Linked DNA regions of Homo sapiens: region 2 is linked to region 1. A link is an interaction called in ENCODE POLR2A ChIA-PET data of the cell type or tissue named here. Cell type or tissue: OCI-LY7. All regions are shown on one strand.

Evidence for each region. Peaks named below come from ENCODE experiments on the same cell type or tissue, not always from the same donor. Only the 100,000 strongest peaks of a DNase experiment are listed, where the experiment ranks them.
Region 2: POLR2A ChIA-PET joins it to region 1 with 6 read pairs; 2 of 35 experiments call an interaction of 5 or more read pairs at or near these places.

What each region holds. Positions count from the first base shown.
Region 1 is chr1:26,124,101-26,129,100 of GRCh38, reverse strand. PDIK1L (PDLIM1 interacting kinase 1 like) reads right to left here. Exons shown (of 3, transcript NM_152835.5): 3 at 3,546-5,000. Among named protein-coding and RNA genes, the nearest start is that of PDIK1L, 15 kb to the right of the region's middle. RefSeq lists a silencer at 149-443. In OCI-LY7, no CTCF peak of the experiment used is centred here; a DNase peak (open chromatin) is centred at 2,520; H3K4me3 peaks cover 1,024 bases; H3K27ac peaks cover 2,023 bases.
Region 2 is chr1:26,682,719-26,687,718 of GRCh38, reverse strand. No RefSeq gene overlaps it. Among named protein-coding and RNA genes, the nearest start is that of ARID1A, 11 kb to the left of the region's middle. In OCI-LY7, no CTCF peak of the experiment used is centred here; no DNase peak of the experiment used is centred here.

The DNA.
Region 1 (5,000 bases):
TTTGTCTGTGTACCTTTCAAGACTTACTTTTAAGCTTGGATAGACAGGTCCAGAATAGCTGTTAGCCTTGGCCTCACTACTGAGACAATACTCTTCTGTGATGCTCTGTATATTGGAAGAAGGTCTTTCTGTTCTGGCTGGTGGAAATATCAATTATTCTTGGTCCTGTGTGAGCTCCAGGATTGTTCTGCCTAATCCTTTCAGGGGATCTTTCCTGCATTCAGGTCTGATAGTTTCTTCATAAGCATGACTGATTAGTACTTAGCTGATACTGTGTGTGTGAATGTGAGTGTGTGAGTGTGTGTGTGTGTGTGAGAGAGAGAGAGAGAGAGAGTGTGTGTGTGAGTGTGTATGTTTTCTTTAAGGCAGGTCTTGCTCTGCCGCCCAGGGTGGAGTGCAGCGTGGTGATTCCAGCTCACTGCAGCCTTGACTTTCCTGGGTTCAGGTGATTCTCCCAACTCAGCCTCCAAGTAGCTGGGACTATAGGCAAACACCATCACACCTGGATAATTTTATTTTATTTTTTGTAGAGACAGGGTTTCACCATGTTGCCTAGGCTGGTCTCCAACTCTTGGGCTCAAGTGATCATTCTGGCTTGGCCTCTTAAAGTACTGGGATTACAGATGTGAGTTACCTGGCCCTGCCTCAGCTGATGTCTTGAAAAAAACTTTCTGCAAAGGTCTGGAACTCTCACCGACAAATAAAAAACAGGACAAAAAAGAAAAGAAAAAAAATAAACAACAAGGTCTGGAATTCTTTGTTACCATCTGTCTCTCTCTCTCTCTCTGATACTCTGCCCCATGAATCCTAGCTGGCTTGTGCTCCCTGAACCCTAAATTCTGTCTCCTCAACTCAGGGAGACTGTTGAACCTTGTTTAGGTACTTATTCCCTGTACAGCAGCCTAAAGATTCCCTCCAAGTTGGGGCAACCACAGGGCTCACCCCATTTGATCCTTTTCTCCCAGGGATTGCTGTCGTGCACTGCTAGTTTCCCAGTGTCTGACATTTGAGTTGTTTATGGCAGGAATAGAACCCTGTTACTCCATAATGGCCAGAAGCAGAAGTCATCAGGATTTTTGCTTGCTTTTGCCCTCCTCAGGTTAAAATTGTAACAAGTAGCCAGAGTTGAGAAACACTGAGTCTACTGTAATTCCAACTTCCAAGTTCTAGCCATTGCTGCCCTGCTCCACGCCGCCCTCACAGCTGTGCTTCTACTGTTGCTTCTCAAATCACGTCAGTAAACGCTCCCTGCCTTCTACCTAAAGCCAGGAGAAATGGCATGTCATTCTAGTATTTGGTACTTATTACTACTTTCCTAATTTCCACGCATGGTAGTCTATGTGAAAGAGACAGTAAACATCCTGAATTACTATCAATCATGTGATCAGCAAGTAGAAGGAGGAAAGAAAACTGGGCTGAGGGGATTTTTATTGAACTATCCTTGTTCTTAAATAGGGCTGCAGGGCAAAGAGACACGCAGGACATCACCATAACCGAATGTATTTCTCTAATAATTGTGGTAAAAATGTAAGCTAAATTAAACAAACCAATCAACGTGCTCCCTATCAGCAGTACAAATTAGCAGTAAAGGCAGCTCAGAGTCATTTCCTAGGAGTCCTCCCGGGTGAACGGGAAGCACTGACATTTCCTGAGCATGCCACGCATTTCTACATGCATTGGCTCCTTTTATCTTCACAGCGCTCTGAGTCAGGTACTGTCTCTGCTTAAACATGTGGGAAACTGAATTTGAGGGGCTAGGGAACTCATGAAAGTCACACAGCTAGTAACAGAAAGGTAAAGAGTCTATTTTCAAAGTCTGTGTCCTTTCCTTCTGCCTGATAATAGCTGTCACCAGTAGCCCCAATGCACATTTTTTAAAAATAAAATTTTTCTTGAAGTATAACATACCTAGAGAAAAATGTAAACATTTTAAGTGCAGCTTGATGAATTTTTTCTTTTTTTAAGATGGAGTTTCGCTCATTGCCCAGGCTGAAGTGCAATGGTGCGGTCTCGGCTCACTGAAGCCTCTGCCTCCTGGGTTCAAGCGATTCTCCTGCCTCAGCCGCCCAAGTAGCTGGGATTACAGGCACCCGCCACCACACCCAGCTAATTTTTGTATTTTTAAAAATAGTGATGGGGTTTCACCATGTTGCCCAGGCTGGTCGCGAACTCCTGACCTCAGGTGATCCACCTACCTCGGCCTCCCAGAGTGCTGGGATTACAGGCATGAGCTACCACACAACATCTGCTACTCCAAAGCCTGGGCTTTTTCTGCTAGACCAGGATGCCTTTGGTAATATCAAGTTGCCCAACTTCTGCTCAGAACAAGCTGAGCTTGAAATACTGGGCTGAACAGGAAATAAAAGAGTAAAGTCAAAGCCCAAGCTTTTTTTTTTTCTCAATTTCCTTCTGTGCAATGAAAAATGATTGCAAAGGTGAAAGTACTGCCTTTAAAAGACGCACTTGGCCTTCAAGAGGTGTGGCAGCCTTGTAGGTTTTCTCAAGTGGGAGTTATTATCTAACCACAAACCAACCGTCTGTCATTACACTGCACTTTACAGGATGTCTATGATTGGTTGGCAAAGAGAGCAACATTTGAATTTAAAGAAAAGACCAAAACAACCAAGTGTCATTACATCAGTGAGAAAGATAAAGCTTCGTTGTCAGAGAAAACTCCAACTGGAGTCAGAGATTAGGCACCAAAACCCTGTCTTAAGGTAAAACCTTTTGTCATCATCTCAGTAACTGGTGTAATTACTGTTAATTTCATCAGGAAATCAGCCCCTATTTTAAGTAAAACTCAGTGAAAAAGATACGTAAAAACCATGTGAAGGTGCTTTGTAAACTGCAAAGGATTACAAAATGCTAGTAAATACAAATATTTAAAGCTTCAATTAAAAACAATCTCTAGAAAGCAAAATTTGCCTGTCTATAAAGGTTATACCAAGGGAAAGCAGAAGAGTAGGAAGCTACAATTCTTTTTTTTTCCCCTATTTTTTTGGTTTGATTTTTGAAGCCACAATTCTTGATGCCTACTTTCACTAGGTCACATGTAGAGTTGTTTTCTGTCTTCCATATTCTCCTCTGCTGTTCCATTGGACCACTAAATAGACTGTATCTTCAGGCAGAAATGATAAACATAAAAAAGTGGGCCCAAATTTTTAATAGAAAATTAAACCATCGTCTCAAGTTATAGATTGAAAAACTGCATCCTCTCATTTATTTAATATATATTATGCTGAGTCTGAGCTGCATCCTCAGCTTAATGAAACAGAAGGATAAATGAATAAAAAATTTCATCTCTGGCAATACGAGTTCTTCTTGTGTGCAAAGCAAATACAGCAAGACAGCACTAAAATTTCAGAGAACTTGAAATGCTGAAACTCCTATAATTCAATCATCTTTTCCTTGGCAATCACTTCTATTTCAGAATCATTTAAAAGGTAAGTCTGAAAAATACATTGTTTCAGATTTTATACCTTCTATTTTATGCTCATGAAGTAAAGTACTACAGAACTACTCACAGAGCCACTAAAGCAGCAATGTAGAATTTTCAGTTTTTTTTTTGTTGAAACTCACTTTATTTAAAAAAAAAAGTCATGAACAATAAATTACAATCATTTTCCCCTTTTATAAATTCTTCATAAAATATATTTGACAATTTTAACAGAAAATTTCAAAAGTTGCTTTCATTTCTTAAGTGCTGATGACTTATTTTTTGACCATTTTGTCATGCTGGTGAATTACTTTGTAGCTGCTACAATAGTTTGATTGATAACAATTTACAATTAAAAACAACAACAACGAAGAGAAAAAACAGACCAGCAGAAAGAACTATTCTGTGTGCTATTTATCTGACACTTAACACTTACTTCATCATAATGACAAAGTATCCCTTAGCACCAAAAAATCTACAGGAACCCCATCTTTCTAAGTGACAACTAGTGCAAAATAACATTCTAGGAACTAACTGTACAACCCCATATTTTCACTGGCCACAGCTGCCTATAAGCTCATTTGAAATATTTGGTCTTTTTTCAATTAAGACAAATTTCAAAAAACACCATAAATCATGGCAAAAGACTCTATGAGGAACAATTGCTTATTGAGTACCTATTATGGGCAAGGCACTGTGTACGAAGTTTTGCTTTCATTTTTCCTCTAGCAAATATCCAGGTATTTCCAAATATCACTAACCATCTTTTCTTACTCCTGGCTGAAAAGGCCTTTGGCTAAATGCCATTTTTTAATTGTCATTTTATCAACAAACCTTTAGTGCTGAGCACACAGTAGGTACTTAATAAATACCTCTGACTGAAAGAACAAAGACAAAGAATTTACTATCATTTTGCTTGGCTATTTTAGAATACAAGGACTTGATAAAATTCCAGAAGAAACTTCCTGATCACCTCATACCCTTACCCCCAATGAAAGAATTTCACTTCACAGGTAAAATCTTTCCAAGTAAATGATAATCATTAACTATTTTACATGAGGCAGGACCAAAAACTATGCGCTTAGGAAACTGTGGCTCCAAGCACATAGATATTTGAAGAGCAAATGATGCATGGGCATACCATCATCTATGAATCTCTGCTGAAGTGCCATGTTATTGACTAGACGTTATCATGATGCTTTTTCTTACTCCCTATAGCTCAACTTCCTTGGACATATCTGTTAAATTAAACTAATCTGGTGATCCAGAGGGTCAATTATCATGAGGTTCCAGTGTGTTTCCACCTCTAATTTCCAAAAGAATTCTTATATTTATTAGCTTAAAAGTGATGTTAAAAGTATATGATTTTTCATTTTAAGAGGCTTTATTTCAATAAAACCTTTTAGTCCAAATTTTAAACTTCCAGATCAAGTAACTAACATAGTCCAGAAATTTTATGTACTGCAATTTTTTTTGTGATGTTTTACATTCTATTTCCTCTGAACACATTTGAAACAGGGAAAAAAATTATGACATATTCCAAAAATTGTGGAAGTTCAAAAAA
Region 2 (5,000 bases), 560 kb before region 1:
AACAGGAGAAACATTTTCTTTTTTTCTGTTTTTTGAAATGGAGTTTCACTCTTGTTGCCCAGGCTGGAGTGCAATGGCCCGATCTTGGATCACGACAACCTCCACTTCCCAGGTTCAAGCGATTCTCCTGCCTCAGCCTCCCAAGTAGCTGGGATTACAGGCATGCGCCACCCCGCCAGGCTAATTTTTGTATTTTTAGTAGAGACGGGGGTTTCTCCATGTTGGTCAGGCTGGTCTCGAACTCCCAACCTCAGGTAATCCACCCGCCTTGGCCTCCCAAAGTGCTGGGATTACAGGCATGAGCCACCATGCCCGACCCAGGAGAAACATTTTCTAAACAACTAAAAATATGCAGGGGACCTGGATAATAAGGGAGGTTTGTTTTCTATTGTGTTTAAGGTTTTTACTTCTGTGTTTTTAACCCCAGAAAACACACACTCGCTCTCTCTCTAAATATATATATATTTTTATATATATATATATGTATGTATACTTTTTTTTTTAGGGATCAGAGACGCTGGCCAGGATTAAGGTTATACCAAACATATTCCACACTGCCATTTTCCAAACTAAATGAAATAGCAAAAACGTGGAGAAGGAATTTACAGGAATGGAGTACTACAAAGACAGATGAAAACTCTACAGAGGTGTTCTTCTTGGAAGTGAGTGGGAGTAGGAGATGAGGAAAGGAAAGTTAAAGGCTTATGCCCTACTCAGTATTCAAAGCAAGGAGCATATAGTTTGAGAGCTAGCTCTACTTTTGAGACAAATGTCTAGACTTTCATTCTAAGTCAGGTTTCCAAATGGCTGTATCCATTCATAAACTGTAATAACCAGGATTTCAAATAGACTCACAAAATCCAGTTATAAGGACTATGTCTGCTTAGAAGCATCAGAGCAGAGGGTCCCCTCCAGTAGAATAGCCATCTCTTCACTATGATATTTTGAAACCAGTTTGCCATTTTCCACTTTTTGGTTTGGGATGTCAATCCTTTCATTCAGTTTACTATAAATGGGAGATCCTCTTATAATTACTCTACTATGATATACAACATTGAGTATACACTACTGTTGTACCTCCCATAAAGTACATTATAAGCTGATATCTACTTAAAAGGAAAAACATACCTCCAAAATAGTACAAGCCTGTTGGATTCAATATTTGTTTATAAGTTCCTAGCACTCAGATCAAGATCCCTCATTTTGTCAGGTACAGTGGCTACTCGGGAGGCTGAGGTGGGAGTATTTCCTGGGGCCTGGAATCCAAGGCTACAGTTCGCTATAATTGTGCCTGTGAATAGCTACCACACTCCTGGGCAACACATGGAGATGTCATCTTTAAAACAAAAACAGGCCAGGCCCGGTGGCTCACACCTGTAATCCCAGCACTTTGGGAGGCTGAGGCGGGCTGATCACTTGATGTCAGGAGTTCAAGACTAGCCTGGCCAACATGGTGAACACCCGTCTCTACTAAAAATACAAAAATTAGCTGGGCTTGGTGGCAGGCACCTGTAATCCCAGCTATTTGGGAGGCTGAGGCATGAGAATTGTTTGAACCCGGGAGGAGGAGGTTGCAGTGAGGCAAGATCGCACCACTGCACTCCAGCCAGGGTGACACAGCAAGACTCAGTCTGAAAACAAAACAAAACAAAACAAAACCCTCATTTTCCAAGAAAGCCCATGAACAAAGAGAAGAAAAACAAGGAAAAACTGAAGACATGGCAACTCCTATTTTATGGGAACTTAAAGAGGTTTTGGTGAGTACAAGGAAAATAATGAGGTTTTTTTTGTACTTTGAGGTCACTGGTATAATTATCAAAGGTATTAATATCAACATTATTACTACTCTGATACTCAGGTTCACACATTAGTCATTTTTTTCTTGTAGAGGATAAGATAATTAAAGTAACTTATCCTTTTCTTCTGCTCTTCCCTTTCCTTCTCGCTCTTCTCTTTTTTGTTTTTCTTTCTTTTTTTTTTTTGAGAGGGAGTTTTGCTCCGTTGCCCAGGCTGGAGTGCAGTGGCGCGATCTCGGCTCACTGCAACCTCCACCGTGCCCGGCTAATTTTTGTATTTTTAGTAGAGATGGGGTTTCACCATGTTGGCCAGGCTTCTCTCAAACTCCTGACCTCATGATCCGCCTGCCTTGGCCTCCCAAAGTTCTGGGAATCACAGGCATGAGCCACTGCGCTGGGACTTTTCCTTTTTTTTTTTTTTTTGTCTCAGGGTCACTTAGGCTCTCACACTGGGTGATTATACTTGGACTAAATAGCACAAAAATGTACACAATGTAAAATTTATACCACACCGTATGCTCTCAAACTCAGGCTCCTGTACATAACAGTGCTCATGCCAAGGATTCCTGCATGGTTTTGAAACCCAGTGCTCCTAAGGCAGCTATGTGGAATCATAAGATATTTGTTCTACTGATTCAGCTAAGTCTGGGTTTAGAATGGTCCTTGGTCTTTGTAGCAAGAGAAACATCTGTCCACCAAAATGAATGGCTAAGATGCGCCAAATCAAATAATTTCCTTAATTGGACAGATGAGAAAGGAAAGAGCAAGCCCCACTTAGAGTCCCTTTCATTGGAACTCCCCAACAGAATCCTGGTGCTAGGTGAGGAAACAGAATAAAGTCTTCCAATGAGGAAACAGAATAAAGTCTTCCAATCTTTCAATCCTTGCTACTGAAAGACTAGAATTTGATCATTAGATCAGTGTTTGGTGGGTTTCAAAATTAGTGACCTGGGAAGTCCCAGACTGGCAACCAGCACTTCCTCACTCCATGAAAGTGTGGCTGTCCCTTTCAGCTAGTTCGTTCCTTCAGTTCAGCCTTTTTGAGTGCCTCACCTAGCAGCGACACAAAGCAGAACAGTTACCTGAAGAAATTTTAAATATTCAAAGCTGCATTGACTATGTAGACCCCTTGTTTTATTTTTCAAGTTTGAAAATATGTGTTCAACAGAATTCTCTATTTAAAAAAAAAAAAGATTTTAGGGCAGGCGCAGTGGCTCATGCCTGTAATCCCAGCACTTGGGAGGCCGAGGTGGGAGGATCACGTGAGGTCAGGAGTTCAAGACCAGCCTGGCAAACACGGCAAAACCCATCTCTCCCAAAAATACAAAAATTAGCCGGGTGTGGTGTCATGCGCCTGTAGTCCCAGCTACTTGGGAGGCTGAGGCAGGAGAATCACTTGAACTCGGGAGGTGGAGTTGCAGTGAGCCAAGATTGCGCCACTGCCCTCCAGCCTGGGTGATAGAGAGGGACTCTATCTCAAAAAAAAAAAAAAAGTTTTTAAAAAATGGCATCTCCAAACTCAATTTTCTTTTTATTTCTTTTTTTTTTTCTTTTTTTTTTTAAATTGACATGGGGTCTCACTCTGTCACCTAGGCTGGAGTGCAGTGGCGTGATCTCAGCTCACTGAAGGCTCTACCTCCTGGGCTCAGCAACCCTCCCACCTCAGCCTCCTAGTAGCTGGGACTACAAGTGTACACCACCACACCTGGCTAACTTTTGTATTTTTGCTGGAGATGGGTTTTTGCCATGTTGCCCTGGCTGGCCTCAAACTCCTGGGCTCAAGCGATCCTCTCACTTCAGCCTCCTAGTAGCTGGGACTACAGGTGTACACCACCACGCCCAGCTAATTTTTGTATTTTTGGTGGAGACAGGTTTTTGCCCTGTTGCCCTGGCTGGCCTCGAACTCCTGGGCTCAAGCGACCCGCCCGCCTGAGCCTCCCAAAGTGCTGGGATTGGAAGTGTGAGCCACCATGCCTGGCCCCAAACCCAATTGTCTGTTATAGCATTTGTAAAAGTATTTGTTAACTATGTGATGTTTACCTTAAACTCAAAACATTTACCAGTTGACAGCATTAGACTCCTAATAATTTAGAAAAGAGAAGAAAACAAATTCTTAAGTTCTATACTGCTTAGGCATTCATATGGGTAGTGCTGGGTACACAGTAATAGAAAGTTGTTGGCAAGAGGTCAAATTTATAAAAGTATATTGAAAAATTATTTTAAAAGGAAAAAGCAAGGTCCAGCATGGTGGCTCACACCTGTAATCCCAGCACTTTGGGAGGCTGACGGTGTAGGATCACTTGAGTCCAGGAGTTCGAGACCAGCCTGGGCAACATGGTGAAAAAACCCGTCTGTATCAAAAATACAAAAATTAGCCAGGCATGGTGGCATGTGCCTGTAGTCCCAGCTACTCAGGAGGCTGAGGCAGGAGGATCACTTGAGCCCAGGAGGCAGAGGTTGCAGTGAACTGAGATTGTGCCACTGCACTCCAGCCTGGGCAACAGAGTGAGACTCGTCTCCAAAAAAAAAAAAAAAAAAATTGAAAAAAGGAAGAAGCAGGCTGGGCATGGTGGCTCGCCCCTGTAATCCCAGCACTTTGGGAGGCTGAGGCGGGTGGATCATCCTGGCTAACATGGTGAAACCCCATCTCTACTAAAAAATTAGCTAGGCATGGTGGAGCGCACCTGTAGTCCCAGCTACTCAGGAGGCTGAGGCAGGAGAATAGCTTGAACCTGGGAGGTGGAGTTTGCAGTGAGCTGAGATCAGGCCATTGCACTCCAGCCTCGGTGACAAAGCAGGACTCCATCTCAAAAAAAAAAAAAAAAAAAAAGGAAGAAGCACATTTCACTAACATGGTATGGTGTGCTAGAAACTTGCCTGTGACAGTATATGTCACATTTTCTTCCCTAGACGAGGAAAATCAGGGAGATAAGGTCAGCCTAAAAGTTGAAAGAATATAAAAACAAAATGAAAGCAAACAAATTGGGCAGCCTCTTGGGTCTGTCATTATAACACTCAGAGGAGACTAGCTCAAGTATTACATGGGAGGACAAGGTGCCTGGGTGATCACCTGGTGCTCCAGTCTGTGAATCTCCTGGGTCAGAGTGCCTCAAGAAGGAAGCCACAGTCCTCACTCCAGACCAAGTTGTGTGCCAGTGATGTACAGTACTAGGAATCCTTCTTCCATGGGGAGCTATTGAGGAG